Regions from separate parts of the Homo sapiens genome. Here region 1 is linked to region 2. Evidence: chromatin loops called from intact Hi-C (ENCODE). Cell type or tissue: GM12878. All regions are shown on one strand.

Evidence for each region. Peaks named below come from ENCODE experiments on the same cell type or tissue, not always from the same donor. Only the 100,000 strongest peaks of a DNase experiment are listed, where the experiment ranks them.
Region 1: a loop joins it to region 2, with 18 times the contacts of the local background. A loop is called at or near these places in 20 of 110 quality-filtered maps.

What each region holds. Positions count from the first base shown.
Region 1 is chr10:133,303,651-133,306,150 of GRCh38, reverse strand. The region is part of intron 1 of TUBGCP2 (tubulin gamma complex component 2); the gene reads left to right. Among named protein-coding and RNA genes, the nearest start is that of TUBGCP2, 4.0 kb to the left of the region's middle. In GM12878, a CTCF peak has its summit at 1,254 (motif pointing left); a DNase peak (open chromatin) is centred at 147; H3K27ac peaks cover 486 bases.
Region 2 is chr10:133,142,812-133,145,311 of GRCh38, reverse strand. It overlaps the pseudogene RPL5P28. Among named protein-coding and RNA genes, the nearest start is that of KNDC1, 16 kb to the left of the region's middle. In GM12878, a CTCF peak has its summit at 1,261 (motif pointing left); no DNase peak of the experiment used is centred here.

The DNA.
Region 1 (2,500 bases), 160 kb before region 2:
TTGTAAACCTAACCATTTCCCAGATAACAGAGTTAACACCTCCAGGGAGCAATGGTGCCGCATGTTTGTTTCTGCTTTCCTGGTAACAACAGTGTAAGAACTTACCACGTATGGGCCCTTCTGTGCTTTCTCAGGGTGATTTCACTTCTCTCTACCACAGCTCTACGCAGGACCTAGGGCTTCCCCTTTTCAGAAGAAGCTTGGAGAGGACGTGTCCTTGTTCAGGGTCCCACAGCCTAGAAGTAGCCACGTCAGTGTCCAGACTGCATGGGGCTCCATGGCGCGTGCCCTGCTGGCCTTGTGCTTGAACTGTAGTTACCGTGAGCACCTCCTGGGTCAAAAGCATGTGTGTGAGCAACTCAGCACCATGCCTTCTTATCGCTCTCCTTCCATTTTCGGAGATACCCTGCCTGTGACCAGTATTTGATGTTCATCTACAGATAAACTGTCTTCCATCACACAGGATTAGAATCTCGGTGTCGAGTCCCGTGCTAATAATCGTTAGTGAATTAGCATATTGTGGGAGTATGTGCTGAGTCTTCTGTACTCTATTGTAGGGACCAGCCCCACAGGGTCGGTGGGTTTTTCTCCTCGTGTGCGGAGATGAGAGATTGTAAAAATAAAGACGCAAGACAAAGAGATAAAAGAAAAGACAGCGGGCCCGGGGAACCACTACCACCAAGACGCAGAGACCGGTAGTGGCCCCGAATGCCTGGCTGCGCTGTTATTTATTGGATACAAAGCAAAAGGGGCAGGGTAAAGAGTGTGAGTCATCTCCAATGATTGATAAGGTCATGTGTGTCATGTGTCCACCAGACATGGGGCCCTTCCCTGTTACGTAGCCGAGGCGGAGAGAGAGAGGACAGCTTATGTCATTATTTCTTCTATGTTCTTTTCAGAAAGATCAAAGACTTTAATACTTTCACTAATTTTGCTACTGCTATCTAGAGGGCGGAGCCAGGTGTACGGGATGGAACATGAGAGCAGACCAGGAGTGTGACCGCTGAAGCACAGCATCACAGGGAGACAGTCAGGCCTCCGGATAACTGCGGGCGGGCCTGACTGATGTCAGGCCCTCCACAAGAGTTGGAGGCGTAGAGTCTTCTCTAAACTCTCCGGGGAAAGGGAGACTCCCTTTCCCGGTCTGCTAAGTAGCGGGTGTTTTTCCTTGACACTGACACTACCGCTAGACCAAGGTCCGCTTGGCAAGGGGCATCTTCCCAGACGCTGGCATCACCGCTAGACCAAGGAGCCCTCTGGTGGCCCTGTCCGGGCATGACAGAAGGCTCACATTCTTGTCTTCTGGTCACTTCTCACTATGTCCCCTCAGCTCCTATCTCTGTATGGCCTGGTTTTTCCTAGGTTATGATTGTAGAGCAAGGATTATTATAATATTGGAATAAAGAGTAATTGCTACAAACTGATGATTAATGATATTCATATATAATCATATCTATGATCTAGATCTAGCATAACTCTTGTTGTTTTATATATTTTGTTACACTGGAACAGCTCGTGCCCTCGGTCTCTTGCCTCGGCACCTGGGTGGCTTGCCGCCCACACTCGATGTTTTGTTGAGCTCATCCTTGTCTCCCTGAAGCTGTCAGCAGAGTGGTTGTTTACCTTTTTTGGGTCATAGAGCCTTTGAGAATTTGTTGAAGGGTCATCTCCTCAGAAAATAAAAAGTTATTTTGCCCATAACTTTCAAGGGCTCATCTGTTACTGATTACTCATGGATACCGGCTTAAGAACCCTTGTGTAGATGAAATGTTTGTGAAGCATGTAAAGTTTGCTTATATTTGTTTTGTAATCTATAGCCAGTTGCCTTGCCTGTGTTTTTTGTTTTGTTTTGTTTTTTGTTGAGACAGGGTCTCCCTCTGTCGCCCAGGCTGGAGTGGCTCAAGCGATCCTCCCACCTCAGCCTCCCGAGTAGCTAAGACTACAGGCATATGCTACCATGCCCAGTTAATTTTTGTATTTTTTGTAGAGACAGAGTCTCACTGTGTTGCCCAGGCTGTCTTGACTCCTGGCCTCGAGTGACTCACCTGACTCAGCCTCCCAAAATGCTGGGATTCCAGGCGAGAGCCACTGCACACAGCCATGTGTTTGTCTTAATGGCCTTGTATCGGAACTCTTGGTGACAGAGGCTAATGAGCAGCCACTGGTGGGAGAGTAGGGGCGGCGCTCACCCTGCCCCCTGACCCAGGGGTGGGCTCACCCTACACCCTGACCCCACGCAGTGTTCTGCTGCCCACTTGGGTGTCTGTGACGCCTTCGATCTCATATGTGTTATATGTCTCCTGGTGAGCCCCTGGGGCAGCTGGAGCTGCAGTGGAACTTCACCTAGCTCAAACGTGTAGGGAACGTGTAGAAGTCCTACCAGAAGCGTCTCTGTCGGTAGCCACGCTTGGGCAAGAAAAGGAGATGTCACGGGTACCAGAGTGAAAAAGTAACGCAGAGCCGGCCAAGTGAATGGAGCTGCGGCTGAGCACCGCGGGCT
Region 2 (2,500 bases):
CCGCAGGATGGGGTTTGTTAAAGTTGTGCAGGATAAGGCCGACTTTAAGAGATACCAAGTGAAATTTAGAAGATGATGAGAGGGTAAAACTGATTGCTATGCTCGGAAACGCTTGGCGATTCAGTATAAAAACAAATACAACACACCCAAATACAGGATGATAGTTGGTGTAACAAACAGAGATATCATTTGTCAGATCGCTTATGCCCAGATAGAGGGGGTATGATAGTCTGCACAGCGTATGCACATGACCTGCCAAAATACAGTGTGAAGGTCGGCCTGATAAATTATGCCACAGCGTATTGTCCTGGCTGCTGCTGGCCTGCAGGTTTCTCAATAGGTCTGGCCTGGACAAGATCTAAGAAGGCGAAGTGGAGGTGACTGGTGATGAATAGAATGTGGAAAGCATTGCTGGTCGGCCAGGTGCCTTCACCTGCTATATGGATGCAGGCCTTGCCAGAACTACCACTGGCAATAAAGCTTTTGGCGCCCTGAATGGAGCTGTGGATGGAGGCTGGTCTATCCCTCACAGTACCAAACAATTTCCTGGTTATGATTCTGAAAACAAGGAATTTAATGCAGAAGTACACGGAAGGGCATCATGGGCCAGAATGTTGCAGATTACATGTGCTACTTAATGCAAGAAGATGAAGATGCTTACAAGAAACAGTTCTCTCAATACATAAAGAACAGCGTAACTCCAGACATGGTGGGGTGTAGGGACCAGCCCCACAGGGTCGGTGGGTTTTTCTCCCCGTGTGCGGAGACGAGAGATTGTAGAAATAAAGACACGAGACAAAGAGATAAAAGAAAAGACAGCGGGCCCGGGGGACCACTACCACCAAGACGCAGAGACCGGTAGTGGCCCCAAATGCCTGGCTGCGCTGTTATTTATTGGATACAAAGCAAAAGGGGCAGGGTAAAGAGTGTGAGTCATCTCCAGTGATTGATAAGGTCATGTGAGTCACGTGTCCACCAGACATGGGGCCCTTCCCTGTTAGGTAGCCGAGGCGGGGAGTGAGAGGACAGCTTATGTCATTATTTCTTCTATGTTCTTTTCAGAAAGATCAAAGACTTTAATACTTTCACTAATTTTGCTACTGCTATCTAGAGGGCGGAGCCAGGTGTACGGGATGGAACATGAGAGCGGACCAGGAGCGTGACCGCTGCACTGACGCTTCCGCTAGACCACAGTCTGCTCGGCGACGGGTGTCTTCCCAGATGCTGGCATCACCGCTAGACCAAGGAGCCCTCTGGTGGCCCTGTCCGGGCATGACAGAAGGCTCACGCACTTGCCTTGTAGTCACTTGTCACTCACCATGTCCCTTCAGCTCCTATCTCTGTATGGCCTGGTTTTTCCTACGTTATGATTGTAGAGCGAGGATTATTATAATATTGGAATAAAGAGTAATTGCTACAAACTGATGATGAATGATATTCATATATAATCATATCTATGATCTAGATCTAGCATAACTCTTGTTGTTTTATATATTTTGTTACACTGGATCAGCTCGTGCCCTCCGTCTCTTGCCTCGGCACCTGGCTGGCTTGCCGCCCACAGTGGGGGAGAGAGATAAGAAAGCTCATGCTGCTCTACAAGAGAATCCAGGCTATGAGAAGAAGCCCAAGAAAGAAGTTCGAAAGAAGAGGCAAAACCGTCCCAAAATGGCCTTTGCTCAGAAGAAAGTTCGGGTAGCTCAAAGAAGGCAAGCTTCCTTGGAGCTCAGGAGCTGCTGAGAGCTCAACCGAACAATTACCTATGAGGATTTTTCAGATCAAGACAATAAACCTACAGACAGAAAAAAAAAAAAAAGACGAGGTGTGACCCACACCAGCTGTTTGTCAGGAGTCCCCACTGTCTACAGGGCGGCCGTTGACTGGTGATTAGCTCAGCTGTTTGTCAGGAGTCCCCTCTGTCTACAGGGTGGCTGTTGACTGGTGATTAGCTCAGCTGTTTGTCAGGAGTCTCCTCTGTCTACAGGGCCGCCATTGACTCACCAGTCAACGGCTGTTGAACTCTGGGGTCTGAGTGACGGCCTGGCGTGGGGCATGTCAGGCTCATTTATTGCTACTTGGTGTCGGTCGGTCTCTAAGGCAGGGAGGGCGGCCGCTCTTATTCCAGGGCCTCTCTGGGCTGATAACTTAAAGGGACCCACATTCCTCAGATAAAAGCTGCTTTCTCATCTGCATCTTTTATAATATCCTTTAGAATAAACGGGTAAATGTACATAAGCACTTCCCTGAGTTCTGCGAGCCGTCCTGGCAAATTAATCGAACCCAAGGAGGGGATCATGGGAACCCCACTTTGCAGCCAGTCAGAAAGGAGCATCCGGGTGGGCCAGACCTGTGATCGGGACCTGCAGTGCGGGTGGCTTGTGGGACAGCTTCCCCTCGTGGGGCCGGACACCATCGCCGGGTAGATGGTGTAGAGGCTGAACGGAATTATAGGACACTCAGCTGGTGTCCCTGGAGACACACATGTCCGGCCACAGAAGTG